6 separate regions of the Homo sapiens genome follow, and regions 1, 2, 3, 5 and 6 are each linked to region 4. The links are chromatin loops, found by intact Hi-C in ENCODE. Cell type or tissue: IMR-90. All regions are shown on one strand. Links, peaks and the distances in the headings refer to the core of each region. The heading gives the core; the rest is flanking DNA. Region 1 has its middle 92 kb from the start of SASH1. Region 2 overlaps STXBP5 (syntaxin binding protein 5). Region 3 overlaps SASH1 (SAM and SH3 domain containing 1). Region 4 overlaps SASH1 (SAM and SH3 domain containing 1). Region 5 has its middle 70 kb from the start of SASH1. Region 6 has its middle 160 kb from the start of SASH1.

The links. Hi-C counts contacts between places; a loop is a spot of excess contacts. Peaks named below come from ENCODE experiments on the same cell type or tissue, not always from the same donor. Only the 100,000 strongest peaks of a DNase experiment are listed, where the experiment ranks them.
Region 1: a loop joins it to region 4, with 6 times the contacts of the local background. A loop is called at or near these places in 37 of 110 quality-filtered maps.
Region 2: it touches region 4 in a loop (24-fold over the local background); 9 of 110 quality-filtered maps call a loop at or near these places.
Region 3: it touches region 4 in a loop (2.0-fold over the local background); 8 of 110 quality-filtered maps call a loop at or near these places.
Region 5: a loop joins it to region 4, with 7 times the contacts of the local background. A loop is called at or near these places in 20 of 110 quality-filtered maps.
Region 6: it touches region 4 in a loop (11-fold over the local background); 99 of 110 quality-filtered maps call a loop at or near these places.

What each region holds. Positions count from the first base shown.
Region 1 is chr6:148,248,632-148,253,664 of GRCh38, forward strand. It overlaps a transcript of SASH1 not described here. Among named protein-coding and RNA genes, the nearest start is that of SASH1, 92 kb to the right of the region's middle. RefSeq lists enhancers at 3,610-4,111, 4,112-4,611. In IMR-90, for the core only: a CTCF peak has its summit at 2,868 (motif pointing left); a DNase peak (open chromatin) is centred at 2,860.
Region 2 is chr6:147,388,834-147,393,866 of GRCh38, forward strand. STXBP5 (syntaxin binding protein 5) reads left to right here. Exons shown (of 28, transcript NM_001127715.4): 28 at 1-1,640. It overlaps LOC124901421 (a long non-coding RNA gene), which reads right to left. Exons shown (of 3, transcript XR_007059802.1): 3 at 1-5,033. Among named protein-coding and RNA genes, the nearest start is that of SAMD5, 120 kb to the right of the region's middle. In IMR-90, for the core only: a CTCF peak has its summit at 2,297; no DNase peak of the experiment used is centred there.
Region 3 is chr6:148,405,264-148,410,296 of GRCh38, forward strand. The region is part of intron 2 of SASH1 (SAM and SH3 domain containing 1); the gene reads left to right. Among named protein-coding and RNA genes, the nearest start is that of SASH1, 65 kb to the left of the region's middle. In IMR-90, for the core only: a CTCF peak has its summit at 2,734; a DNase peak (open chromatin) is centred at 2,248; H3K27ac peaks cover 1,096 bases.
Region 4 is chr6:148,462,368-148,467,400 of GRCh38, forward strand. All of the region lies in intron 4 of SASH1 (SAM and SH3 domain containing 1), which reads left to right. Among named protein-coding and RNA genes, the nearest start is that of SASH1, 120 kb to the left of the region's middle. In IMR-90, for the core only: a CTCF peak has its summit at 2,567 (motif pointing left); a DNase peak (open chromatin) is centred at 2,524; H3K27ac peaks cover 490 bases.
Region 5 is chr6:148,270,083-148,275,115 of GRCh38, forward strand. It overlaps a transcript of SASH1 not described here. Among named protein-coding and RNA genes, the nearest start is that of SASH1, 70 kb to the right of the region's middle. In IMR-90, for the core only: a CTCF peak has its summit at 4,086; a DNase peak (open chromatin) is centred at 2,159; H3K4me3 peaks cover 236 bases; H3K27ac peaks cover 1,475 bases.
Region 6 is chr6:148,175,411-148,180,443 of GRCh38, forward strand. No RefSeq gene overlaps it. Among named protein-coding and RNA genes, the nearest start is that of SASH1, 160 kb to the right of the region's middle. In IMR-90, for the core only: a CTCF peak has its summit at 2,418 (motif pointing right); a DNase peak (open chromatin) is centred at 2,441.

The DNA of each region.
Region 1 (5,033 bases), core at 494-4,493, 210 kb before region 4:
TTCTTTGGAACATTTGCAACATTTTCAACTTCATCAAGTCAAAAAGAACAGTTTATGAAAGCAGTCACTTCCCCCCACAAGCCTCAGAAGGAGCTTCATTTGGTGCTAAAGCATCTCCATATGATTTGTAGCTGTGTTTCCCAAGGGGAAGATATACAAAGGACACTGTGAGAAAATCTGCTCCTTATTTAAACTGTGAAGTGTTGGTAGAACTACCTTCTTCTGACAATCAGTGAGGACCACTGTGGATGTTAAATGCAAACAAGCAAACATTGTATTTTTTTTGTATTCTGTCCTTTTAAAACTAATTTATACAAAATCTCCAATTAGGATTCAATATTTTACATACTGAGAAAACATAGTGTGTGGTTCCTAGAAATTTAACAGTTTACATAGTATAGAACCTGGCTCACAGTGAATGTTTGATGAATAACTGATGAATGAATGAATGAATGAATGAATGAGTGACTAAAGAAGCACGCCAGCAAAATGGCTTTCTCCCTGAGAAGGCTCACAGATTAAAAAAATAAATTTACATTTTTTACTTATTGTCTAACAAAGAATATACAGGTCCTAGAGCAGTGGATGACAATTTTGCTAAACGAATGAATGACAGCATAATTTCCCTGAGGGGAGAAGCTGCTTATCAGAATGAATACTCCTGCAGAGACTGTAGATGTGAGTGCATGTGCACGTGTGTGTGTGTGTGTGTGTGCATGCATCACACACACATGCGCACGTGGGCTGATAGGGGAGACTTGGAGGAATTGGGAAGTGGCATTTCAGAGCTACAAAAAGGCTCATGTGTAAACAGTCTGTGTGATCAAGCCAGGTGTTCAATGCTTCTAGGAGCCAGGGTACCAAGGTACACTGAGAAAAGCATAAGCTTTCGGTCTAGACAGATAGGGGTACGAATCTGCAACTTACCAGCCATTTGACCTTGACCGATTTACCTTACCTCCCTACGCCTCAGTTAACTCATCTTAAAGCAGTGATAATAACATTTACCTCTCCAGGTCATGTCTGAGAAACAGAGGTAATGATGGCAAACTCTATTACATGCCAGGCACTGTTCTAAGCACTTTATGTACATTACCCTGTTTCAACCTCACAAGAGCCATGTGAGACAAGACACTGTCTTTGCAAATGAGGAAAACAGACAAACAGGGGTTAAGTAATTGCCTAAAATATATAGCCTAGGGCCTGTGCACCGCGGATTCTCAATAGACAGTAATGGTCATTATTTATGGTCACAGTCCTAAGTGCTTTACATTCATTCTCTCATCTGATCCTCGAAGAAAACATATGTGCTTAGAATGGTGCCTGGCATAAGGCAGGTGTTTGATAAATATTTGTTAAGTGAGTGAATGAATCTTCACTTTACAGCAGAATTAACTGAGGGTTAAATACTTGCCCAAAGCCACACAGCCTGAATGTGAACCCTGCAGATGAACTCCAGGGCCTGTGCTCTTAGCATTGCCAGTCACTTACAGTCTCTGCCCTCATCCCTCTGGCATCAGAGACAAGAAAGGTGCAGATAGGGGGAGGGGCACAACACCTGGGCATATCAGAATCATCTCAAGAAACCAAGACAGACTGTCTTCAGGGTTGTTTAGAAAACACGGAAGCATTCATCTTTTCCTTCCTCTTGTTCTGTCTTTTTCATCTCACCCTGGATATCTGCCTCGGCTCCTAAAAATCTTTGCTCTGCAACCTCCAGTTTCTAATTCTGGCTAACAGAGAGAAAAATATTAGAAATCGTACTCTCAGAGATCCATCATTCAGCTAAGACTTCTTAAGGGTTCTTAAGTAATCAGCCATTTGAGGTTTAGGATTATATTTGAGAGAAGAGTGCTGTGATGAGTGAAGAAGTATGTGATCCATTTGAATACACAATTCTCACAGGCTGCAAATAACCAGGCCTAAAAAAGCCTTAGTCTTAAAAAAAAAAAAAAAAACTGTATTTAAAAAAAAAGAATGAAACATTACTGAAAAAATGATACAGTGGCTGTAATTGAACATTCCTGTTGAATTAATTACTTTGACATGCATTATTTCTATAGTATTGATAGGTGGGCAGAGCTTCCAAAAACTATTTATTTGATTTAGAATTAGAAACCATCATGGGTATTTGCTTCTAGCTGGGTGGACGAATTGTTAAATTCTATCATCCCTATCCCTAGTGTTTCAGTAACTTGGTATGATTAAGCATGGATAAAAGCTAAAATTTTAAAAAGAAAGAAAAGCTCATTACCAAATCCTGAACAGCTTCAGTAACTTTGTGCCGGTCTCTGAAGGACATTTGTGCCTTGTTATGACAAGGAATTATTCATAATGTGTGCCTAGCATATAGATTGCATCCTTTATTTGAGACAATAAAAGAGTCATCCTTAGTAGCTGATGGAAATAAATAGGCAAGCAAAATTTAAAGGGAAGAAAAAAAGACCAACCAATAGGCCCCTATAATAATTGCTTGTCAGTGTAACATCAAGTAGTTCATCCTTTTAGGAACTCGTTATGTGGCTAGCCCATTATGTTCTCCGGATAGAAAAGAAAAAATGCAGTAATTCACAGAAAAGCAATGACAGGATTCTGCCAGTTTACCTAATAGTATTGACTAGACAGGAGAATTATGGCTTACAAACAAAGAGTGATTCTGTATTTGGAATTGTTTTGCTCCCTTTTTGTCCAATCAGAATTTTTTTCATTTAAAAAGTATCAATACCCCTGAAAAATATCAAATATACCACCAACAGCTTTTTGATCTGACTATAAGAGTGCACAGTTTCTAGATTCTTGCTCAATTACTTGCTTACCGAAACCTCTGCTGTGGCTAGGAGAAAATAGATGCTATACTTTAGTGCCCCTTGCTGGTCAACCTGAAGAAAATTGGAGCATAATGACTCCAAGAACCCAGGTTTCAATAAATGGAGTGGCAAGTTCTATTCAGACGGGTAAGAAGCCAAACTGATGTGGCCAAAACATCTGCAGCTAGTATGAAGAATCATTACAATGAGATGAGGCATTTGGAAATGCACATATTTTCTTTTTTTTTTAAATTATTATTATACTTTAAGTTTTAGGGTACATGTGCACAATGTGCAGGTTAGTTACATATGTATACATGTGCCATACTAGTGTGCTGCACCCATTAACTCATCATTTACATTAGGTATATCTCCTAATGCTATCCCTCCCCCCTCCCCCCACCCCACAACAGTCCCCAGAGTGTGATGTTCCCCTTCCTGTGTCCATGTGTTCTCATTGTTCAATTCCCACCTATGAGTGAGAACATGCGGTGTTTGGTTTTTTGTCCTTGCGATAGTTTACTGAGAATGATGAGGAAATGCACATATTTTCTTACAGAGGAAAAAGTGCAATAGAGAGAAAAGCTACACGTTAAGTCTTAGCCTAACTTAAATCCCGGAAATGCATTCCTATGAATGCACCCATATGAAGTAAACTCTTTCTAGTCTTGACGTATGACTTTGCTTGATTATGTCTCCAAAAACGTATGTGGCCTCTCGAAAACCACAAGGGAAATGATAGATACCCACAAATCCCTAGTGGAATTCTCAGTTCAAATTAAATTCCAAAAATAATGCAAAAACTTCTTTCTACAGAGGAAAAAGAGTATATGTACAGTAATGCATTAGATAATCGAAAATAACATTATAACCTATAACAAGCGAATTCTGATTACGGTGAATTTTCTTCCCTGTTTGCCATTTTTTTAGGATGTGATTATATTACTTTAATAATTCAAAAACAACAGCTACATCATGGCTATACTGACACCATCAAAGCTAATTATTTGTTTTTTATTGTTGTTGTTGTTTTGTGGTTTTTTTTCTTTTTTTTTTTTGAGACAGAGTCTCGCTTTGTCGCCCAGGCTGGAGTGCAGTGGCATGATCTCAGCTCACTGCAACCACCACCTTCCAGGTTCAAGCGATTGTCCTGCCTCAGCCTCCCAAGTAGCTGGGATTATAGGCGCTTGCCACCACGCCTGGCTATTTTTTGTATTTTTAGTAGAGGCAGGGTTTCGCCATGTTGGCCAGGCTGGTCTCAAACTGCTGACCTCACGTGATCCATCCGCCTCGGCCGCCCAAAGTGCTGGGATTACAGCCATGAGCCACCATGCCCAGCCCAAAGCTAATTATTAATAACTCTTAGGATTTCAGAGTAAGCCATCAGACCTAACACATCAACCCTATTTGGAACACTATGAGAGCTGGACTTAGAATTTCATCTCCTCCCTCACAAGGTACCCATCAGGAATTTGGATTCACAAGATCCAGCTCTAGGACCTAGAAAAAGTCCATTCAGGCAGACTGAATAATTCAGTGGCACAGGGGGACTAGCCCGTGGGGCAGCCTCGGCACACGTGCAAGCCACCCTCAGATGCTCAGCCTGCAGATAGACTCTGGAACCAGGCACCAAAGATAGCTGGTCCTTCAAAAGCCTTGCAAGCTTCATGGGACCTAGAATAGCCAAAACAGTCCTAAAAAAGAAGAGCAAAGCTAGAGGACTTTCATTTTCTTATTTCAAAACTTACTACAACGCTACAATGTGGTGCTGGCATAACAACAGATATATAGATCAGTGGAATCAAATTGAGAGTCCATAAATAAACCCTCATGTTTATGGTCATTTGATTTTCATGTAGAGGGCCAAAACAATTCAACTGGGAAATGAGTAGTCTTTTCAACAAATAATGCTAGGTAACTGAATGCAAAAGAATAAAGCTGGACCCCTACCTTACACTATATACAAAAACTTAACTCAAAATTAAAGACCTAAATATAAGAAAACTATAGAACTATTAAAAGAAGATACATGAGTAGATCTTACCTTAGATTTGGCAATGATTTCTTAGAGATGACACGAAAAGCAGAAGAAATGAAAGAATGTGATTTCACTTCATCAAAACTAAAACCTTTGTACTTTAAAAGACCCATTGGCCGGGTGCGGTGGCTGATGCCTGTAATCCCAGCACTTTGGGAGGCCAAGGAGGGTGGATCACAAGATCAGGA
Region 2 (5,033 bases), core at 531-4,530, 1.1 Mb before region 4:
GTTTTCCAGGTATTTTCTTCTACCTTTTTTAAAAATAAATTTCCAAAAATGAAAACAGAGTTTATGTATTTTTGTCAATGAAGGTTTTTATTTTGTAGTTTATAGAATTTGTTCCTTATCAGTTTGATACTTGATCAACATTCTTAGACTTTTTAATCTGTATTTACTTTGGGGGGAAAAAAGCACTCCTATATCTTAAATGTCCTTCTTTTTTCTTTTCCCTTTTAGGGTATTTGTTCTCTTGGATTGAAATTTATGCCCACAGATTTTTCTTTTCATTTGAAAATGAATGTGAAGATACTGTTTACAGCTTTTGTTAATTGCACTTTTCATCACTCTGATCAATTTCTTGTAAAGTGCTATGGGAATTATTTTTCCTGTGAATATTAATGATTTTACTACTGCCTCCGAAGTTTTAAAAAAGGTTCTGTAGACAGAAAACAGTTGTTGCAACCAAAAACAACCAAAAAAAGAAAAAAAGGGAAAACTGGCTTACCTTTCTCAGATGAATTAAATGATTTTAATAACTTCCCAATTACCAGGGTTATAACATTGCTTTCTTCAGTTATTAATACAGTCAAATTAATTTTAACAATATAGGCACAATTCATTTACAAATTCAGTACAGTAGTCCAGGGCTACATGTAAGTGGTCTCTTTATTTTATTCTTTACATCAGAAAAATCATGAATGTCAGTTTTGCCAGTATTTTACAATGAGGCTTATCGTTTAAAATTTTATAGTGTATGACATGTAAATAAACCAGTATTTATTGTAGGTTGTTTGATTCAGGCATTTCAAATGGATATAGGTTAATGGCAATGGAATCCTATTTATTTGGTAGTTGGTTTTGTTTGTTTTTGTTTATTTACTTTTGCTATTTGTTTTGTATTGTCTAAACTTTGCTTCAACTGAAGACAGTGTAAGGAGTTGAAAATACAATCAACATAGCAATGGAAAGCAATGCAAAGAGGGTAAATCTTGTTTTAATTTTTTTAACTTTTTTTTTTTGTAAATAAATAGTACTGTGATACTTTAGGTGTGACCTCTATTCCACATGATAGTTAGAACCAGAAAAACACTTTTGCTTTCTAGTTATACTATTGGTTCATTGTAAATGCATTACCAAAAGACAATATGAAAAAGAGCAAGATTAAGTTTTTCTAACATTGTCCACTTCAGGGGCAAGCATGCTTGGTATAGAGCTCTAGCTTGTGTATACCTTAAACTGTAACTTGCAGGTGTTTTTCAGTTGCTGCACTTTTTATTTAATCTTGCTCAGTCCCAGTAACTATCTCAAAGGTAATTGCTGGAATATGCATTTTGAAATACGGTTTAAAAAAAATCTGTGTATTGTTTCATCTAAAAAGAAAAGCACTATTGGAAACACTAAAAACGTGTTAAACTTTGTAGTTATTTTGCATTCCTGTACTTTACAAACTGTCATCACAGCAAAAAGTTTAAAATTAGGTAATGAAATATTTTTGTAAATAAATACCGTTAAGCTGGTATTTTAAAAAATGTATTATAAATTAATTAATGTTTCTGGAAAATGTTCATATATATGTATATGAATGTCTCTTTATGCTGAAGGGCTCTGATTGGGCAAAATAAAATACTCTAATCTCTCCTGAAACTAAACAAGCCCTTTTTCCTGGAAAATTTGTTCTAATTTTTTTCTGAATTATGGAATTAATCTATTAATAACCTAAGAAAATAATTGATTAAAAAAATAGATTCCCACATTTACTGAAAGTGAAGCTAATCATATAACTCAGGTAATACCAACTATATTTTTCTTGACTATCTGGAGTTTTTGGTGAAAAACACCTACCCCTGTGTTGGGTGGATTGAGAGTAAAGGAGACAGGGTGAGAGTTAAGGAATAGGAATGAAATCTGAGTGCATGCTTCTTGGCCTTTAGTGTGTACGCGAATCACCTGAGGATCATATTAAAATACAGATTCTGATTCATTGCATTTGAGGTGTGGCCTGATTTTGCATCTCTAACAAGCTTCAAGCTAATATAGATGCTGCTGGTCTTGGAACATACTTTGAGTAGCAAGGATATGGATAGTTTCCACAGAGTGTCAGTGTCCAACTACTTGTACGAAAAATGAGTATCACATTAATGAATCTTGAAAAATGTAAAGAAGACCAAACAGTACTTACCACTGTTTCTGTTGTGTTTTAGAATAAAAGACGTAGTAGTTCTCTTATTACATTGAAGGATTATTTGATTTTGAAATATATATATTTTTTATTGTGACACATGCTTATCCCACATGGTGGCAGTCTCGTCTCACTGTGTGAGCCTTTAGCAAGAAGCGTTGCAGTACAATTTTACATGGGAAAAAAACATAGACTTTCCAAAGGATAATTTTCATGATACTTTTTTATCCAGAAAGTTACTAAACACTCTTAGATATGGAACAGATAATATGTTCCTAAGGTATTATAAAGTTATGTAAATCATTTGGTAGAGTGATCTGGTTTATTATCAAAAAATTTTTCAGTGTCTTTCTAGGAAATAGAGGCATAAAGTGATAAAATTTTAAAAACTGAAGATTGTCTTCATGTCTCCGGTCATGCCTTTTTAAAGAACATTATATTGGGTATGTGCTGTGTAAATAGTACAGTGCTATCCACTGCTTTAGATAAAAATTTAAGTTGTCATTGTAACCCTTCATAGGAATTTACAGGAAGATTCTGATTTTCTAGGAGTTTACAGGAAGATTCTGATTTTCTTCCATTAGTTTAAAAATTGTATGTTTGCCCCATTTTTATGCTTTTTTCAGTTTTTGTACAAAAGTGTTTTGTCCTAGGTACCTTAAGGAAAGCTTTCAAAATGCTTTTTTTAGACTAAAACATCTTTTAAATAAGAAAATACTTACCTGTCATTTTATTTTTTTCAAATTCAGTCTGTCTTTTTAATATCAATAATGTATATTCTGTTAACTTTAAACTTATGGAAATATTCTAACATTTAGTTTTAGTCATTTTATATGATTTTATACTGTTTTAAAAAACAAAACCCCATAGCTTCTTTTTTTAATAACTTTTCAAAAACAGCATGAAAGTAAGATACATATTTAACAAGGTTCCAACAAAATAGAATATTCTGTTAGTAGCAAAGGAAGGGAGTCTGAGGACTTCATTTAAAGTTATTAAGGAGAGAGAGAGAGAGTGTGTGTGTGTGTGTGTGTGTGTGTGTGTGTGTGTGTGTGTGTCCCACCAAACAAGAGACCTCCTTGTTCATCTCTCCCGGGCTGAGTTCGACTCTGAACCTTTCTTTCCACTTCTCTCTGCTGCTTCCATTTCATTTCTGTTCCTGCCCCCCATGCCTCTCACCCCAATTCTCTTTACTCTTTAGTATGTTTTATTTTAGCTAACTACTTTTCTTTGCCCATTTAGCAGGGAAATAATGCAATCCCTCTGTTTCCCAGGGCCCCTCCTAAATACTGAGTAGATTTGTAAATAATGTTTGTAAATACAATAACGCCATCCCTACTCTTTGTTACCTCCAGACACTCAAAATATCAGCAGATAAAGCAAAACACATTAGTACATGGAAGAAATACTGTGCTGAGGCTGAGAATTGTAACTCCCAAGAGCACTGCAGGAGTATGTTTGGATAGAACACACTGCTGCTTCACTAGGGTGTTTATCCAGCTTGCTTTTTTATTTTTTGAGACACAGTCTCACTCTCACACAGGCAGAAGTGCAGTGGTACAATCATGGCTCACTGCAGCCTTGAACTCCTGGGTTCAAGCAATCCTCCTGCCTCAACCTGCCAAGTAGTTTGGACTACAAATGTGCCTCACCACTTCCAGTTAAGTTTTTTATCTTCATTTTTTTGTAGTGACAGGTTCTCACTATCTTGTCCAGTCTGGTCTTGAACCCCTGGGCTCAAGCGATCCTCCTCCCTTGACTTCCCAGAGTGCTGGAATCACAGGCATGGGCCACCACACCCAGCCAGGTGTTTTAGCTTTCAAGATCAAAGATGCCCAGAAATTACAGCATTGCATGAGTACAAAAGTTAGAAGACCACACATTTCAGAAAGTGAAAACCTCCATGTTCCTTTAATAACAATGTGACTGCAGATACCATTAGTCTAAGCAGTGGTTCTCCAACTTGAACATCAGAATCTCCTGGATACACAACTTTTGTGAAAACACATCACTGGATCACATCCCCAGAGTTTCTGATTCAGTAAGCCTGCAGTGGGGCCCGAGGATTGGTATCTTAACAAGTTCCCAGCTGATGCCGAAGGTGCCAGTCTGCAAACCACACTTACTGAGAACCCTGATGTAGAGCAATGCCCTAGAAGCAGTGTCTTCTCTGTATCACATGGTTTAGATGTCTCCGTTACTATCTGGTAATGAAATTATAGATAATATGCTTGCCTATACATTCAATTTTTAAAAATCAACATAGTGTCTGAACTAATGTGCCAGAGATATGAAATGAAAGCAATTTATAATTTTTAAAAAAGTATTTCAATATGCAAATGCTGAGGTTACACACAAGAAGAACAAAGACAAGTCACACATATTTCTAAAACGTTCCGAAGGGGGTATCCCCTCCTAACCTCACTCCCGTTGTAGCCTCACTTTGCCCCTCACACCCTCTGACGTTTGAACCCTTGGGCCAGAGAGTAGAACCTGCAATAGGACCCATCCTTTTTCAAATTTGTTCCCATGCAGTGGGACTGTCACGAATATGTTTATAAATGTTATGCCATAATATATACATGAAAGTATAGACTACTTAAATGCTAGTTTGGAATTTTAGAGCAGTTTGCATTAATTCCTCTTACAAATTTATATTCACTTTCTTATTTAAGCTGTTTTTGAACTAGAGTGAATTAGAGAGCCAAGACTTATCTTTATAAATTTGTGCCTGAAACACACTAATCAATATATGGTATGCTTCTCCTAACAAAAACTCATCTTGACAAACAGAGCAATGAATTCATTCTAGGAAGATTATATAGATTCTTACAGATTATAAACATCTATTATATAACATTAG
Region 3 (5,033 bases), core at 628-4,627, 57 kb before region 4:
GAATATTAGCAAGTAATGGTTGCCAGGAGAAGTGGAAAAGAGAGAGAAGGAGGAGCAGGAAGAAAGGAGAATAGAAAGCTCCCCTCCAACTCTTGTCCCTTCTTCCTTCCCGCCTTGACTAGGGGGTTTTGGTTGAAAGGCACAGAGGAAAACAGAAAGTTCTGCCCTGTTCCCACTGCATTCTACTCCAGGCTCAGGTTAGCAGGGCTGAGAATGAAGATACCAAGGAACTACCCTGGCAGTCTGCTCCTTCTCCCTTTCCATCTGTTCCTCTGCACAGCCCCACCTCACTCCTGTGAGCCTTCTTCCTTGCTACCTCTGGCCTTTGTTCCCTCCTCATATTGCTTGGCTCTCCATCCACCTAGAGCCCATCCTCACTTCTGGGTCCTCACTGCCTCTACCGCCCAGATGAAAATGGCCACTAGTAATGACTCTAGGCTGAGGCCGTATGCACTCACTCTTTCCCTCTGTGGAGTGGATTCATCTTAGAAACCCCAGCTGGACCCCTGACTCCATTTTCCCATAGAAACTTGTTATGCCTGGTGGATAAGTTCTGTACTTCTGTATCCCAGCACATCATGAGAAAAGCTGCACTTACTGGTTTGACCTGGGAATGTGTCTTCTTTTGCTAACTTTAAAGTGCAACTTGTTACTTAGGAAAAAAAATCAGAAATCGACAGTGTAATCTTTGGACTCCAGTTCTTGTGCTGGAAGTGGCCTCCATGGTAAAAGAAAACTTAGAGACATTTTCTGCAGGCAGAGATGTGCCCTGTGCCTATGCCACACCGATTTCAGAATGGGGCAGGGTAGGGCAGGGCTGTAGAACAGGTCAGATGGGCATTCTTCTCATTGCTGGGTGCCAGTCACCTGCCCTGACCCCAGGAGATGACAATTTTGAACACAAGCCAGCATTTTAGTGAGATTTGAATTTATTCAGCAATCTGCTTGTTTTTGTTTGTGCTTGTTTGTTCTGGCTGGTCATAGGAATCTCAAAGAATACCTCTGAAGGACTTCATTTGGGGGCCCAGTGTGAACATTGCTGATACGAGTAAAATCTATTTCTGAGCTGCAAGAGATAAAAAAAAAAGAAGTCGTAGATAAAAGCAGTTGGAATATGTTTAATGTTATTTTAATCTGTTGCATTATGTGAAATAGTGTTACAGTTTGCATACAGATTCCTACTTGCCAGTATTCAAACTTAGAACAGTGTCCTCTCCATCAGCACACAGCAGAAAAGGCAGCCAACATATGCCTATCACCTTCTACAACAGCTTGTGGGGGATCATGGAGCATAGATGCAGAATGCTGGGCTTGGGGATCCAGGTAAGCAAGACAGGGTCTGGCCCCAAGAGACAGGTGAAGCAAGGTGCCAAGTCCAGGGATGACAGTGAAGGCAGGGAGGAGCAGAGAGAATCAGGCTTTCCAAGGGAGGAGCAGAGAGAATCAGGTGCTCCAAGGGAGGAGCAGAGAGAATCAAGCTCTCCAAGGGAGGAGCAGAGAGAATCAGGCTCTCCAAGGGAGGAGCAGAGAGAATCAGGCTCTCCAAGGGAGGAACAGAGAGGATCAGGCGCTCCAAGGGAGGAGCAGAGAGAATCAGGCGCTCCAAGGGAGGAGCAGAGAGAATCAGGCTCTCCAAGGGAGGAGCAGAGAGAATCAGCCTCTCCAAGGGAGGAGCAGAGAGAATCAGGCGCTCCAAGGGTCTAGGAAAGCCTAGTCCATGGCAGGAGTGGTATAGAGGAGGGTGGAACTTTTTAAGTTGAGTTTATCTTGTATTATTTTAGTTTTTTAAAAAAAATTATTTTAAAAAATTATAGTAAAATATACATAACGTAAAATTTACCATCCTAACTGATTTTGAGTTGCAGTTCAGTGACAGCATAATCACATGTTGTTCCACCATCACCACCAACCATCCACAGAGCTCTTTCCGTCCTGCAAAGCTGAAACCCTGTGCCTATTAAACAACTCCCTATTTCCCCTCCTCACATCTCCTGGCAGCCACCATTCTACTTTTGTCTGTATGAATTTGACCATTCGCAATACCTCCTGTAAGTGGAATTATGTAGTATTTGTCCTTTTGTGACTGTTTTTTTTCACTTAGCTTTATGCCCTCAGCGTTCATCTGTCTTGTAGCATGTGTCAGAATTTTCTTCCCTTTTGAGGCTGAATAATATTTCCTTGTCCCATATACCACATTTTGTTTATTTATCCACCAACAGCCAGTTGGGTTGCTTCCATCATTTTTCTATTGTGAGTAATGCTGCTATGAACATGAGTGTACAAATAGCTCTTCAAATCCCTGCTTTCATTTCTTTTGGGAATATGCCTAGAGGTGGAACTGCTGGATGATCTGGCAGTTCTACTTTTAATTTTTTTGTTTTTGTTTTGAGATGGAGTCTTGCTCTGTCACTCCGGCTGGAGTGCAGTGGCGCAGTCTCGGCTCACTGCAACCTCTGCCGCCCGAGTTGAAGCAATTCTCTTGTCTCAGCCTCCCGAGTAGCTGGGACTACAGGCGCGCACCACCACACCTGGCTAATTTTTGTATTTTTGGTAGAGATGGGGTTTCACCATGTTAGCCAGGCTGGTCTCAAACTCCTGACCTTAGGTGATCCACCCGCCTCGGCCTCCCAAAGTGCTGGGATTACAGGCGTGAGCCACCGCACCCAGCTACTTTTAAATTTTTGAGGAACCTCCATACTGGCTATGCCATTTTACATTCCTACCAGCAGGGAGGGAACAGGGGTTCTAATTTCTCGTCATCCTTGCTAACACTTTTTTTTCCTTTTTGATAATAACTATCCTAATGGACATAAAATGGTATCTCATTATGGTTTTGATTTGCATTTTCCTAATGTTAGTGATGTTGGGCATCTTTCCTTTTTTTTTTTTTTTTTTTTGAGACAGAGTCTTGCTGTGTCACTGCAACCTCCTACTCCTGGGTTCAAGCGATTCTCCTGCCTCAACCTCCCAAGTAGCAGGGACTACAGGTGCCCGCCACCACGCCCGGCTAATTTTTGTATTTTTAGTAGAGATGGGGTTTCACTGTGTTGGCCAGGTTGGTCTTGAACTCCTGACCTTGTGATCCGCCCGCCTCAGCCTCCCAGAGTGCTGGGATTACAGGTGTGAGCCACCACGCCCAGCGCATCTTTTCATATACTTATTAGCCATTTGTGTATTTTCTTTGGAGAAATGTCTACACAAGTCTTTCCCCATTTATGAGTTGGATTGTTTATTTCAATCCAACTCAATGTATAAAAGAAGTTTATTTCAATCCAACTCCATGTATAAAGTTCTTTATACATTCTGGATATGAATCCCTTATCAGATATGATTTGCAAATATTTTCTTCACTTCTGTGGGTTGCCTTTCACTCTTGATCGTGTCCTTTGATGCACAAACGTTTTCATAATTCTGATGGAGTTCAGTTTATTCTTTTGTTGCCTGTGCTTTTGGTGTCATATCCACTGAAATCATTGCCAAATCCAGTGTTGTGAGCCTTTCTCACTATGTTGTCTTGTAAGAGTTTTACACTTTTACGTCTTACGTTTAGGCCTCTGATCCACTTTGAGTTAATATTTGCATATGGTGTAAGGTGTCCCCTTATTTTCATTATCTTGCAGTTTACACATAGTCGCATAAATTGAAGTGATTTGCTTTGGAGAAAAAGGCAGCCCCTGCCTCCCTCCCACCACCTTTTTTGCCCGCTACACTTGTCACTCGGCTACATTCACCTGCTATGCTTGTCACTCCACCCTGCTCTAATGCCGCTTTCTCTGCAGGCTCTTCTTGGTTCCCCAAGCTAAGTGGCTCTTGCCCTTGTGTACCTGCATTGCAGTTTTATGATACTTCTCATGTCGTGTCTGTGCTTTCCTACCATGCATTATTATTCACGTGCTTGTCTCATCTCTTCTGCCAAATTCTAAGCATCTGGATGGCTGGGTTTAAGTTGCATCTCTGTGTCCTTCAGACCATATGCCATAGTGCCTTGTGCCTCACGGTGACTTGTATTTTGCAGAAGCTTAACAGATATTAACTGGATATCCAATTATAAAGAGTCATAAATAGATGGTATTTTATGATTAACAATATTAAATGTAGAAGTTTATTCAGTTCCTGCGTAAATCAACTCTCAAATTCAGTTTTGTTTTCTTGAAAGTGTCTGAAATACTCTGAAAGCTGCCATCCATATTGCTAAGGCAAGAGAGGAGAGGCTGTCTTCTACCAGTACCACCTCAGGGCTATGTAAGAAATTTCTTACCTTAGTGACTTCAAGATTGTCATTAAAAACTGCAATCCATATTTTAAGTCAGACAACAGAAAGAGATTTTCTTGTGTTTTTAATAAATGTGAACGGCTGGAAGCAGCCACAAAGTATGTATCAAGTGACCAATTCTGGGCGTGGTGGCTCACGCCTGTAATCCCAGCATTCTGGGAGGCCTAGGTGGGCGGATCATGAGGTCAGGAGTTCGAGACCAGTCTGGCCAACATGGTGAAACCCCATCTGTACTAAAAATACAAATATTAGCTGAGCGTGGTGGCACGTGTCTGTAATCCCAGCTACTCGGAAGGCTGAGTCAGGCAAATCGCTTGAACTGGGGAGGCAGAGGCGAGGCTGCAGTGAGCCGAGATTGCACCACTGCACTCCAGCCTGGGCAACAGAGCAAGACTCCATCTCAAACAAACAAACAACAAAAAAGGAGAATAACTTTCACCCCAGACTATAAGGGAACATGCTCTTATCTTGACACAAATTTGATTTCTTCTTAAAATAGAAGGTGTGAGGGTACCTGTGCAAGAGGGACATTGAACTAGGTAGGGTGTTTTCCAGAGCAGTCCTTTTTTTTTTTTTTTTTTTTTTTTTTTTTGAGACAGAGTCTTACTCTGTTGCCCAGGCTGGAGTGCAGTGGCGCGATCTTGGCTCACTGCAACCTCCGCCTCCCGGGTTCAAGCAATTCTCCTGCCTCAGCCTCGTGAGTAGCTGAGATTACAGGCGCCCGCCACCACGCCCAGCTAATTTTTGTATTTTTAGTAGA
Region 4 (5,033 bases), core at 344-4,343:
TTTTAGGAATTTGTTTATGCTTGGCCATTCATTGCACTTTTCTGGTGTGCTGGACTCAGTATGTAGAAACGAGATAGAGTTGTCTTTGTCTGGATGTAGCTTAGACTATTTGTATATAAACAGAAGAAGAAAAATGAGTTTGAGCCATAGTATTTGGCTTCCTTTCCTTCTAGAAGCAGATAGGGGGGTCTTGCAATAGCCAGATAGTCAATTCCTGAAAAGTGTTCTTGGAATATTTAGTTCTGATACTTCCATAGACCATGGTGAGGTTTGGTGTTGAAAACTTTCTGTTTTTGCAGGTTCTTCTGAGTATCATTTTAGCAATTTACTCAAGAGCTGGGCCAGTATGTAATGGTATCCCCTTTCTGTCTATCCCTTAAATAATAGAAAAGAAGCATCCTGTTAAAGAATGTATACAATTTGGAATTCTGTTATACAAATGAGGAGGAGTCTGGGGAAGAGGGTGAGGTGTTGAACTCAGGAGTCAGAGACGTGGCCACCAAGCCCAGTTATGCCCTTGCCCAGCACGATTGGACCTCAGGCATGTCATCACTCCCATCTCAGTGACAGTCCTATTCTGTGATGGGGGGTAATGAGAGTATTGCATTTGAGAGGTGGAATTCTATACAAGTGTAAAGAATTTCATGTTGACCTGTGTTGTGTTCCTCCTCCTACTCTATGGTCTTACGAGGATCTCCACTGTAAAGCAGTAGACTCACTGGAAAAGAAAATATGGCAACCTAGAGTTTCCACTGTGTGGAGTGAGAGACTGCAATATAATTTTTTTTTTTTTTTAAGATGGAGTCTCACTTTGTCACCCAGGCTGGAGTGCAGTGGCGCAATCTCGGCTCACCGCAACCTCCACCTCCTGGGTTCAAGTGATTCTCCTGCCTCAGCCTCCTGAGTAGCTGCGATTACAGGTGCTCTCCACCACGCCTGGCTAATTATTGTATTTTTAGTAGACATGGGGTTTCACCATGTTGTCCAGGCTGGACTCGAACTCCTGACCTCAGGTGATCCACCCGTCTCGGCCTCAAAGTGCTGGGATTACAGGGTCAGACACTGCGCCCAGCTGCGATATAATTTTTGTAAAACGGAGTTTAATAATATTCTAACCAGAAAGGTAAAGGAGCACTCTGCCTTCTTTTCCTTCTCCCACTGGCTGCTCCTCCTAAGTCTCATTGCTGGGCCTCACTTTCTCTTTATGACCACTAAAAATCGGGTTGCCCTGGAGCTCAGTCTTCATAATGTTTCTCTTCGTAGTGTTCAGTCAGAGCTTAGAGTATGCAAGTCACTTACAAATTCTTATCTGCAGCTCTAGACTCACATGTCCAACTGTTTCTTTACTGTCTGCACAGGGATGTTTAATAAGCACCGCACACTTAGCATGTCCAAAGGGGACCTCTTGTTCCCTCCCCTGCTGTTCCCCTGCCCAGCTTTCCCCATCTGGGGAAGTGAATGTTATTTCATTATTTAGGTTTCTGCTCAGAGAAGCCTTCTCTGTCCCATCACCTCAACTTCTCCTCACTCCTTGACTCTGCAGTCGCCCTTCTTGAATCTGTCTTGTTTATTGCTATGTTCTCAGGACCTCAGAGGATGCCTGACTCCTACTGAGAGGTGAATAAATAAATACTGAATGAAAGAATGAGTGAAAATGAATACACAAAGCAATTTAACAAAGAATTTGTTAAAGACAGAGGTAGGAGGAAAGAAACCAGTTCTGGGGATACTGTCTCTTAAATTATTTTTATTTTTCAATGGGATTGATAAATTCCTTAATGTAGGAATTTTCTTAAGTGAATTTTGCCTTCAGGAACAGCTAAAGCAGTTTAGGGATCTTGAGGAAAAATGTTGACACTTAAGCAGATAGATTTGGGGTCTTAATAGTAGGAGTTATTGATGAACAAATATTTGCTAAGGTTCAGTTCTGAGACTTTAAATCCAATACTTGATGATAATTAAATGTTTAAATGGATTTTTAAAGCACAGCAGAATATTAATTATTGCTTCCTGGTCATCAAAATCCATGCTGAAGTTACCATACTTTTTACCCATTGACAATGAAAAAGATGAGTCCAAAGAGCAGATCCAGCTCCAGCGCCCACCATCCTCAGGCCTGGGGCTTCTGGCTGGAGGAAGGAGGTACTACTACCAGGAGGCCTCTTTGGAGCTGACGTCTGAGCATTAATTTCTTCCACCAGGAGATTAGTAAATGACCCCTTCCACCTGCTGCCATCCACTTTTGGACTTGGGTTATATCATTGATTTTTGCTCCTGCTGGATGAATTGTAATAATCATTCTCAAGGAGAAAGGAGATGGCATTTTGCACTGCTTCTATGCCAGCTTCTGTTTGCAGGGAGAAAGTCACTGCATCCAAATTCACACATTGAATTTGGATTCAACGTAAAATTCAAAGGATTGTAAATTTGATGAGTTGGGGAGCCTCACGCTTATGAAACATGGGCTTGTTATTCTTTGGCCAGCATCTAGGTGGTGAACTTGTGAAATTTTAAAAACAAAATCCCACTCACCACAGCAAGATGAATAAAGAAACTACAGTGCCATCTGCTGGCATCCTGGGGAAGTTCAAGCAATGCCTGGGCCAAGTCCAAACCGGAGGATAAAATTATTCAAAGTGTGTGGTAGTTTGAAGACAGTAGATTAAAAATAGTGAAAATATTGTCAGTCATCATTTCAGAGAGGAAAATGCAATCACATTTTGTGCTAATGGTGTAGCAGTGGGAGCGTACATTTTTCTGCAGTGTACTTTTTGAAGTATTTTGATGACTTTTAGGGAAAGTAAAAATTCACAATTTGTGTTTTCACTTATTACATAATAAGTTTTATCCTGAGGTGGGGATATTTGGTCCATAGCAGTTAGGTCAAGACTTCTCTAGTCCTGGCCGGTCACGGTGGCTCATGCCTGCAATCCCAGCACTTTGGGAGGCCGAGGCGGGCAAATCACCTGAGGTCAGGAGTTCAAGTCCAGCCTGGTCAACATGGTGAAACCCCGTGTCTACTAAAAATACAAAAATTAGCCAGGCATAGTGTCATATGCCTGTAGTCCCAGGAGGCTGAGGCAGGAGAATCGCATGAACCTGGGGGTGGAGGTTGCAGTGAGCCGAGATCGCATCACTGTACTCCAGCCTGGGCAGCAGAGTGAGACTCTGTCTCCAGGAGAAAAAAAAAAAAAAAAAAGACATCCCTAGTCCTTAGGGTGAGGACAAAAATACATATGGGGCTCCCTGTCCCTCTGGTGGCCCCTTACAGAAAACATGTTTAACCAGCTGCAGACCCCAGCCCGCTGAAGTAAGGTGGCAGCTGCACAGTCCCATGACTTGAAGTGCAAAGTACAGCACAGTAAGATTTTTTAAAAAAATTAAGAAGCTAAACTTAGCAGAAACCCTTCTTTCTTTCTGAAGGATTTCCTGCCTCAGTCCCCAGCCAACTAGCTTGCTCTTATTTTGCTCCCACTTCTCCCGTGGCCCTGAGCATGTTACATTTGCTGCTTCTCTTCCTCATTCTTCTCCTCCCCTTCCCCCTCGTCATTTCTTATGCTTTTTTGTTCCTGTCTCCCTCCGTCTCTAACCTGTGGCTCCCCTTCCTTCGTGTTCATCCATGTACCTTACTTGTGCGTTGTTCAGTACATTTTGGCTGAAAGATTTAAATTTTGAAATGGCTACCTCCTAAAAGCCTTGCAGGTAAATACAGGTATTTTCATTTTTGTGTGGATAGGAGGAAGGAGAGTAGGTCCTAGCCATGTTTTGGCACAATTTGGTGATAAGTGAGATTTTCCTTACATGTTCTGTATTCACAGCACAGGAATAAGGGGAAATAACTAGAATTCAAAACTAGCTCTTGTCCTCTCTAGCGGTTTCTCCCCTGATTCTGTTCTTAGCTCCGACTCTCCCTTAGTTTACAATAGAAAGCTTTCAGATTTTTGTGCTGGTCATCAACAGTTCTCTGCACTCAGCCGTGGAGAATGGTGGTGCTTGCAGGGCATGGGCCTGCCACTCAGAAATGGCACCCAGTGGTCAGCCCACACCAGTGCAGCTACACCAAAGGGTGGTGGCTTATTAAAGGCTGCTCTGCGTGAAAAAGCCTCCCTCCCCTCTCTCTGGTCACCTTAGATTCTCAAGGTCCTTTTATCCAAAAGGTAGGCAGAAAATCACTTTAGGTGATTAGGATATTCAATTCTTCTTCCTCTGAATGAGACAGAGTCTCATTCAGTCACCCAGTTTGGAGGTCAGTGGTGTGATCATAGCTCACTACAACCTCGGACTCCTGGGCTCAAGTAGTCCTCCTGCTGCAGCCTCCTGAGTAGCTAGAACTAGCACTATAGATGCATGTCACCATACCCAGTTGAACTTTTTAGAAGTTTTTTTTTTAAAGAGACAGTGTCTCACTATGTTGCCCAGGCTGCTCTCCTCCTGCCTCAGCCTTTGCTCTAATTTTTTCAGTGTAACTCATACCTGGCCTCCCACTTTCTTGTCTTCCCTAGCCTTCAGATGCAAAAATCACCTCTTCCATCTTCCTTCCTGGTGGTGAACTTGTAGTGAAGATTCAGGTTTAAATCCCCCAAGTGTCTGTGTCTCTTCTGATGCAGGTGCCTTCTTTCTGGTTTCCCTTGGCTGTAAGCCCAAGGATACTGTATTTTCCTTCTGGGATTTGGACACACCTAATGAAAGATTTTGCTCCACACTCTACTGTTCCCTGTTCCTTTTTTTTTTTTTTTTTTTTTTTTTGGTGATACAGTTTCACTCTGTTGCCCAGTCTGGAGTGCAATGGTGCGATCTTGGCTCACTTCAACCTCTGCCTCCCAGATTCAAGCAATTCTCCTGCCTCAGCCTCCCGAGTAGCTAGGATTACAGGCCTGTGCCACCACGCCTAGCTAATTTTTGTATTTTTAGTAGAGACGGAGCTTTGCCATGTTGTCCAGTCTGGTCTCAAACTCCTGACCTCAAGTGATCTGCCCACCTCGTTCCCTTTTTGATACAACCAATTTTAACTTTCTTTGGCTTTCCCGCTTTCT
Region 5 (5,033 bases), core at 300-4,299, 190 kb before region 4:
AACGGGGCAGAATTTCTCTTTTGGTTGCTGGGACAGCAAGAGGATGGACAGACTAAGACCTTCCTGGTATAGACAAGGAAACAGGCCAGAAACAGGGAAGAGGGTGGCAAAGGTCACAGGGCTAGTTAGTGGCAGCCCTGGAACTAGATCTTGGGTCTCCCAACTCATAAGCCGGTGCTCTTTTACCAAACCACACTATCCTCCACCCCGGGTATCCCTCACCTTACCTGCCAGCTATCAAAACCACCCACTGCTCGCTGGCAATATATGCTTTTCCTTACTGACTTTAATATTTTAAAATTTTTTTTTGTATTGAACTGATCCTAATTGCTAAATAAGTGCATTACTGATACCGATGAGCAGAATTAAAATTGGGGAGTTATGCCTTTGGTGATTGTTTCCCTAAAAACCTGTCAACCCCCCAACCAAAAAAAGCTAGGCATCTAATTTACATAAGGTAGTGGGTTTCTTGACCCTTCAGATCCAATTTTTTGGCTAAAACTTGCTTTATCAGCCAGAATTGTAGATATATACTCCAAAGTGGAAAAAAAAATTTGTCTGAGATGTCAAACTAGTGGCAGTTAGTGATTACTTTTGAAAACAAAAAAACAAAAAGGCTCTTACCTTCTGTTTTACCAGTTCTTGGTTAATACACCATCACTGATATTAGAGGTTTGGATTTTAGATATCTTCAACCTAATTCAGCCACTTTACAAATAAGGAAATGGTAGCCTGGGCAATGGCATGTCCAAGGCCACTCAGTTAAAGAGAAATCTAGGGACAGGTCTTTGTCTCTGGGTCTCTGGACATCTCATCCACAACTTTTTTTTTTTTTTTTTTTTTTGAGACAGAGTCTCGCTCTTGTCGCCCACGCTGGAGTGCAGCGGCACGATCTTGGCTCACTGCAACCTCCGCCTCTTGGGTTCAAGTGATTCTCCTGTCTCAGCCTCCCAAGTAGCTGGGATTACAGGCGCCCGCCACCATGTCCGGCTAATTTTTGTACTTTTATTAGAGACAGGGTTTCACCATGTTGGTCAGGCTGGTCTCGAACTCCTGACCTCAGGTGATCCACCTGCCTTGGCTTCCCAAAGTGCTGGGATTACAGGTGTGAGCCACCGCGCCCAGCTCATCCACAACTCCTAATACCACTGCTACTGCTGCCTAATGGTTATGTTAGCACATTCCTAAGCTACAGGAAGTTTATTTTTCCCCATGAAGATAGGAGAAATACTAACCCTAATGTTCCTTAGTGACTTGATGCTTTACCATGTAGCTCTGTTATGTCACACTCACAATATTAATTTTAAAGAATAGACTGTTTTCCAAATATATGTATTTAATGTGACTATCTTCTGACTATTCACTGATGTTACCAACACCTAAACTTACTTGTGTAGGGAAGTGCCATGCACATTAACTTTTAATATTTTTTAAGACTGTATAAAACTTTTGTTTTATTTTATTAAAAGGGAAATGTTTCTATGTTTCCTTTAGATGTCTTCAAAATTCATGTTTTTGTAACTTCTTTTCAGGGTTATTAAATCAGGTTAAACTAGATTAAGCCCCAGCGAAGGTGTTTCAGAGTTTGAAGCCTGGCATATCAGCCAACTCTACAAAGTGGTCTCAGAACAGAGGACATTCTGAGATGTACAGTCCATTGATGAACACTAATCCTAGAACATTAAACTTACCGTGTTAAATGGATTTCTGGAAGTTTCTCTGTGGAAGTCTTGGAATAGTCCTCCCTTCCTTTTCTTGAGCCAAGAAAACTCTGAACCAGAACAATTCGATTTCAATTTGTGGAAAAACTATATTCAATGAGCCAAACACCGTGCTGAGAGTTTTGTAGGGGGCGGGAGAAAGGGGCATTTGGATCACTGTTGTATGTTAGTTACTAAAATATCTGGATTTCTATTTAAATGTTCTGAGATACATTTTCAAGCTTTGTTTCTGAGGGGTATTTGCAAGCTTCATTTTAAAGTCCGAGAACCCGAAGAATGAAACTCGCTTTTGTGTCATAGTTATTGTGTTATATGTTAAGCATTTGGAAGGGACCCCAGTGAGGCCTCAGGAAGCAGTTACTGCCTCTCTTATCGTCCTGAAGGCGATTTGTTTTAAAGTTGATAATCCCTAGGGCTGTGAGAGTGTCCCACATCTGCCCTGAATTGAAAACAGATTCCCATTTAGAGCCTTACATCAGTGCTGCAGATTCATGCGATCTGAGTCAGAGAGGAAGTCAGAGACCATTTGAACGTATGGCCAGCAGCTCACTTCATGGAGGAACAAGATTGCAGGGTATGTAGGCTGTCTGTTTTCAAATTTTAAGACTGTTTTTGGTGCCTTCTGACATTTAGACTGATATATTCAGGAAAGGACTATTGTGGGAAACAGGTATAAAGTAACTGTCAGTATCTAGGGATTTTCAGTGCTACTGATGAATTCATCAAAATTCCGAGGGCGCTAGGCAGTGACTGCTTCGGAATTCCTTCACCGGGCTTTGCCATTTTTGTGACTTACCATTCATTATATAAGATATATTTATATAATTATGTAGATATTTATTTTCCCCCAAGACTCTAAAAAAGGTTTTGTAAGCCAAGAAAAGTTTTTCCTGTTAAAGACCAGAGCTTTTCCAGCCTCTACTTATCTATGAAAACTTTTTTAAAGATTTGCACACACGCTAAGAATGAAGGATGTAACGATGTATTTCATGTTGCAACCCCCAGGGGATCGGGACCATCCGATTAACCATTTAGTATCTCATATTTTACTGAAGGAGTTTTCTTCTCAGGTTGCTGAACAACTTTGTTTCCGTCTTCGTCTTCTCTGTGGAAATCGTATTCTACAGATTGTGAAGGTCTTTTCTTTTTTAATTAAAAAAGGGGTTTATATTTGGGCTGAACATGGGGGCTCATGCCTATAATCCCAGAACTTTGAGAGGCCGGGGCGGGAAGGTTCCTTGAGCCCAGGAATTGGAGACCAGCCTGGGCAACATGGCGAAACACTGTCTCTACAAAAATTACAAAAATTAGCTGGGCATGGTGGCATGCAACTGTAGTCTCAGCTACTTGGGAGGCTGAGGCAGGAGGATCTCTTGAGCCCAGGATTTCTGGGCTGCAGTAAACTATGATCACACCACTGCACTCTAGCCTTGGTGACAGAGTGAGATCTTGTCTCTTCTTTTCTTCTTCTTTTTTAAATTTTTCTTTCTTTCTTTTTTTTTTTTTTTGAGACAGAGTCTCCCTCTGTCATCCAGGCTGGAGTGCTGTGGTGTAATGTCAGCTCGCTGCAACCTCTGCCTCCTGGGTTCAAGCAATTCTCCTGCCTTGGCCTCCTGAGTAGCTGGGATTACAGGCACCTACCCCCATGCCCGGCTAATTTTTGTATTTTTCATGGAGACAGGGTTTCACCATGTTGACCAGGCTGGTCTTGAACTCCTGACCCCAGGTGATCCACCTGCCTCAGCCTCCCAAAGTGCTGGGATTACAGGCATGAGCCACCACACCCAGCCTGACCCTGTCTCTTAAGAAAAAAAAAAAATAGATTTGTTCATGAAAAATAATTAAAGAGTACAGAGGTCATGAGGTAGAGTCTGAGAGCCCAACCACTCAATGCATGGGTGCTGACCCCTGCCTGGCCTGAGGGCCTCTCCTGCCCCTTCTCTGCTTCTGGCCTGGGCTTTGGCAAGTTGAGGCCTCTCAGGTGGGCTTCTGGAAGGCTGCTTTGCTCACTACTGTCTCTGAGGAGCTGAGAACAGTGCCTGGTACTGTCGGTGCCCAGTCAATACTTGTTGAATGAAAGTAGAATTAGAGAAGGGAACTCTAGAAGAAATTAGAATTAGAGAAGGGAACTCTAGAAGAAATGTCAGTTTGGGCATTTAACCTAGTGAGGCTTTGCTTGGGCAAATTTCTCCTTGCCATCTTGGTAGGATTGCAACCAGAAGGAGAGACTGGGTCATTGAGAGAAAAGTGCTAGACTGCCAGTCAAAGCAACTATGTATGAAACATAGAATTCCACGGTCATGGGATGAACAAAGCAAAAAATGTCTGAAATATGAGTTGTGAGAGGTAACAGTCATGCCCTAGAGGGTGCTCAGGAGTCCAAGGGAGGCTGGTAAATGGGAGAAAGTGAACAGACATGGCTGGCAGGTTCTCCTTTCAACTTGGGGCAGATGGACTCATCAAAAATCTTCCAACAGAACAAAGCCTCCTCTTGTTACATGCGCTTTCCCTGGTTTCAGAAACAATACGTTCAGAGCAGCCTAGTTGGCAGGTAATGTTTTCAGTCCAAATGCCAAAACTCTGGTCCCTCTTGACTGGTTGCCCGCAGTTCTTTAAAGAGGGAAGGTTTTTTCAGGTGCCAAAATTTGACTGCAAACTCTGTCATGGGACTATGCCCTCTTAATCCCAGCAAGACAGAGGCTTTCTTTTAGAAAAGGAAGCAAGCACATTTGGGTTTTTGTGCTGAGGATGCAAAAAGATGTATTGATCAACTCAGACAGAAAGGGGAATTATCAGCCTTAGGAATATCGTTCCTGTCCTAAAGAGACAAGTGAATGAGCCTTGAAATCTATAGAGACAGTTCCAGTTCAGACAAGCTTCCTTTGTGGGAGATGATTGTGTATATGTCTTATTTTAACTAACCTAATTAATCTACCTGATTAATTTATCAACCTCAGAAGTTTGGGGAGAAAATAAAATCAGTGTGGCAGAGACTTCCACAGTGATACCTGGATTATAAATTTACTGTTACCTCAAAGAAAATCCAGATCCAAAATCTCTCTGCCTCTTTTCCAGTAACAAACCCAGCACATCTTCATTTAGGGCAATATCCTCTTGCCCTGCCCCTCCTCTAATTTACAGCCCCATATTTGGACACCAGGGATTCAATGACCTACCACCAAGGCACCAATGGGTGGTGCCACCATGCCAATTCACAGAACTCGTGGCTCTTCAGAAGTTTTGTAAGCCATTGTTTAGAATTCAGAACACATTATCACCCAGAAACAAGGTTAGGCTCCAGCTCTACTCCTG
Region 6 (5,033 bases), core at 521-4,520, 290 kb before region 4:
TTGAAACTAAGCTCTTGTTGTAAATATCTTCCTACGGCTCTCTGGCGCTGTGTTGAGTGATCTACTGAACTTCTGCCACAGCAAACTTGGGGGAAATGAGGAAAAGGAAGGCACACTCTGAAACAAAAGCAGACAAAAGCAATTCTGAAAAGCAAGAAAAGGGACAGAACTCCATTGGAGGTCCTGGTGAATATATTTGTACCTTCTGTCAGCACGTCTCGTGACTGTAAACTGCTGTAACTACCAGGATCAATAAAGGGCAAGGCCTTGAGATAGTAATTATGCTAATTGGTAGTGACTAGAAAACACGCAGGCTGCAGGATAAGCAGACAGTGTCTTGGGAGAAACAGACACATTTGTTAAGAAGGGCAAGGTCTGGTAGGCTTCGTGAGACTTTTCCTATAATCAGTTTTCTAAGAAACACCACGTGCATCAGCCAACATAGTTTGAGTTCTTCCCTCGGTAGAAGATTGTACCAGGCACTGCAGAAGAATATCCAAGAAAGAAAGACTCAGCACCTGCCTTCTGGAAGCTTACAGCTTAGCTCATTCTCCAGGCATGCCCAAGCACGTGCACACACGCACACACACACACACACACACAAATTGAAAGACATTTTTACTGTATAAAAAATTGTCAAGAACTGAGAATCTGCCAGATATGGTGACTCATACCTATAATCCCAACTACTTAGGGATGCTGGGATGGGAGGATCACTTGAGGCCAGGAGTTCAAGACCAGGCTGGCCAATGTAGTAAGACTGTCTGTTAAAAAAAAATAATTAATTTTATATTAGCTGGTCTTGGTGATGCACACCTGTAGTCCCAGCTACCAGGGAGGCAGAGGCAGGAGGATCACTTGAACGCGGGAGTTGAAGTCTGCAGTGAGCTCTGATTGTACCACTGCACTGCAGCCTGGGCAACAGAGTAAGACTCTATGTTAAAAGATTTTAAAATTGAGAGAACTAAGAACGTAAATACCAGAATGCTATCAAAATGAGAAGGGACCAAAGTCAAGTGGTTTGTAGGTACCATGTTTGAGATGGAGCTTTGACTAGAGACTGGATGAAGGCATCTCAAGGCAAGAGATTTTTGTTCTTGGTAAAGAAAGTTAAGAATCTCTGACACAGAAGCTTCCCAGTTGTCATTGTATTACAGTTGCGAAAAACACCTTATTAGATGTGGAAGTTTAAAAGCTATCATTTACCATGTCCATGAATGTAACATGGATACTGCAATGAACTGAAAGTTTGTGTCCCCACAAAGTCCGTATGTTGAAATCCTAACTCTCAATGCAATGGTGTTGGGAGATGGGGCCTTTGGAAGATGATTAGGTCCTGAGGGTGAAACTCCCACAAATGGGATTAGTGCCCTTATAAAAGGAACTGCAGAGAGTTCTCCAGTCTCTTTCTACAATGTGAAGCAACAATAAGAAGACAGAAGTCTGCAACCCAGGAGAGGGTCCTCACCAGAACCCACCCATGCTACCACCCAGATCTTAGACTTCCAGCCTCCCGAACAGGGAGAAATAACCTTCTGTTGTTCATAAACCACCCAGTCTATGGTACTTTATTATAGCAGCTCAAACTGGCTAAGACAGACACTATCTTTGAACTGGTAATCAAATTAGTTAATCAGAGTGTGTGGATAGGTACCAAAAGAATAGACAAGCCAGTTGATTCACATTAATTACCTTGCTGGGCCACTGTGAAATTCTGAACTTTCCAATAAGCATTGACGATTAAAATTTTAGACAAAATTTTCTCTGGTCATTCGATTTATATATAAAGCTCAAGTATGAATAAAGCCTAAATATAGCTTAGTTAAATACATGAAAATTTAGAAAGACTATTGGAACGTCCTGGCTCTGTAAATATCAAATTCCTTTATCTTAATTGCAGCCTCAAATCACTAGCTCCAGTTATGAAAGATTACTTTCTCCAGAAACTAGACTACAGAATAGTAAGTAAAGTTTTCTATTATTTTATTCCATGAAAGAGATATGGGAAATCATAAATACCACACTTATCCTAAGTATCATATTTCAGTGTTTAAAGAAAATTCTGACAGTTCTGATTAAATAGGTCAGATCCGAAGGATAAGATTCACCATAGAGCTCTGGACTCCAATGTATGTCTTTTAAAAGAATGTCCAAACAGCACTATCATGTGAATTTCGTGTATTGGGTGTTCCGTGATGTTGGGTAGTGTAGAAAGAGACCTGAGCTAAAACCTGTGATGATAAGTCATTTCCCCTCCAAGGGCTGGCTGCAGCTTCCACTCTGCAGAAGGGATGAAGTTGGGCAGGGAGAGTATGACCTGGATGATCTATGAGAGCTTTGGAGTTCTGAACAAACGTTGGAAACGGATTTAGGGAACATGTTTGCAGGGTTGCATAACTGCTACCAGCAGGGGGCAGCACGGCTCAGATAATTACTATTTCTTGCCCTTCCTCATTTAGGAAAAACCTATGGAAAATAGGGACTTACCCCTCAGCCTTCAGGAGTCCTGTAACATATAATGGACCAAAGCCAAGGACTGCCCTTGCCTCCAAAGGGTTTGATTTTTCAAGACACAAACACCCGATAGGTGCACCGTCAACGACATTCCCCACGGACGCCTTCAATGATGATGTGACTTAGTGTTGACTTTCCTTTTTATCTTTGTCTTCTCTTTATTTCCTAGTTGTTTCTAGTCAGAGGAAGGATAGCTTTATACAGAAATAGGATTTATTTATTTATTTATTTATTATTTATTTTAATTGATCATTCTTGGGTGTTTCTCGCAGAGGGGGATTTGGCAGGGTCACAGGACAATAGTGGAGGGAAGGTCAGCAGATAAACAAGTGAACAAAGGTCTCTGGTTTTCCTAGGCAGAGGACCCTGCGGCCTTCCGCAGTGTTTGTGTCCCTGGGTCCTTGAGATTAGGGAGTGGTGATGACTCTTAAGGAGCATGCTGCCTTCAAGCATCTGTTTAACAAAGCACATCTTGCACCGCCCTTAATCCATTCAACCCTGAGTGGATACAGCACATGTTTCAGATAGCACAGGGTTGGGGGTAAGGTCACAGATCAACAGGATCCCAAGGCAGAATTTTTCTTAGTACAGAACAAAATGAAAAGTCTCCCCCGTCTACCTCTTTCTACACAGACACGGCAACCATCCGATTTCTCAATCTTTTCCCCACCTTTCCCCCCTTTCTATTCCACAAAACTGCCACTGTCATCATGGCCCGTTCTCAATGAGCCGCTGGGCACACCTCCCAGATGGGGTGGTGGCCGGGCAGAGGGGCTCCTCATTTCCCAGTAGGGGCGGCCGGGCAGAGGCGCCCCTCACCTCCCGGACGGGGCGGCTGGCCAGGTGGGGGGCTGACCCCCCCCACCTCCCTCCCGGACGGGGCGGCTGGCCGGGCGGGGGGCTGACCCCCCCACCTCCCTCCTGGACGGAGCGGCCGGCCAGGCAGAGGGGCTCCTCACTTCCCAGTAGGGGCGGCCGGGCAGAGGCGCCCCTCACCTCCCGGACGGGGCGGCTGGCCGGGCGGGGGGCTGATCCCCCCACCTCCCTCCCGGACGGGGTGGCTGGCCGGGCGGGGGGCTGACCCCCCCACCTCCCTGCCGGACGAGGTGGCTGCCGGGCAGAGACGCTCCTCACTTCCCAGACGGGGTGGCTGCTGGGCGGAGGGGCTCCTCACTTCTCAGACGGGGCGGTTGCCAGGCAGAGGGTCTCCTCACTTCTCAGAGGGGGCGGCCGGGCAGAGACGCTCCTCACATCCCGGACGGGGCGGCAGGGCAGAGGTGCTCCCCACATCTCAGATGATGGGTGGCCGGGAAGAGGCGCTCCTCACTTCCTAGATGGGATGGCGGCCGGGAAGAGGCGCTCCTCACTTCCTAGATGGGATGGCGGCCGGGCAGAGACGCTCCTCACTTCCCAGACGGGGTGGCAGCCGGGCAGAGGCTGCAATCTCGGCACTTTGGGAGGCCAAGGCAGGCTGCTGGGAGGTGAAGGTTGTAGCGAGCCGAGATCACGCCACTGCACTCCAGCCTGGGCGCCATTGAGCACGGAGTGAACGAGACTCTGTCTGCAATCCCCGCACCTCAGGATGCCGAGGCTGGCGGATCACTCGCGGTTAGGAGCTGGAGACCAGCCCAGCCAACACAGCGAAACCCGTCTCCACCAAAAAAATACGAAAACCAGTCAGGCGTGGCGGCGCGCGCTGGCAGGCTGAGGCAGGAGAATCAGGCAGCAGTACCGTCCAGCTTCAGCTCGGCATCAGAGGGAGGCCGTGGAGAGAGGGAGAGGGAGACCGTGGGGAGAGGGAGAGGGAGAGGGACAGAGGGAGAGAGGGAGAGAGGGAGAGGGCAGGATTTTTTTTAAGTAAGAATTCTTTACCAATCCTTCTTTCCCCAACATAAAATCTCCTATTTGAAGTGAAGTTTGAGGTAGGGACTCGAGAGGCAGTGCCTCAAGAAAGCCACACATTGTACAATGGAGAGCAGGGATGAAAACATTGTATAGAAGGAAATGACTCTTCCTTTTGTTAGGAAAGGAAAAAAGAAAAAGAAAAAAGCCATTAGCTGAGCAGTGCTGCCCCCTGCAGCTGAAAGGAAATGAGAAAAGAGGCTGAAATAATTGAGCTCCCTTGTTCTGTGAATTGTGTTTTCTTTGCAGGATTAAGTGTTTATTTAAAAATCCAACTTGCATTATAGCAGAATACTAAATTCTGTCTTCTAATTAATTTTTAAAGCTCAGATTTGATAGCAGGATTAATCTTAGCCTTATTTTCAAGACAATTTAAAAATTACTAGAGAACATTTGTTTCATTTAATAAAAACGTATTACCCTACAGTAAATTGCAATTCAGATTATACGTTGAGCTTCCATTTGGCTGAAGTATGTACTCTTGAACGGCTTTGTCTAAAATTAGAGACCATTTTCCTATAAAACAAGAGTGCTTGAGGGCTTGAACATCCAAAAATGTTACCTTAAGAGTAACGGGCTGTGGTATAGAAACTGCCATCATCAGATAATTACAACCA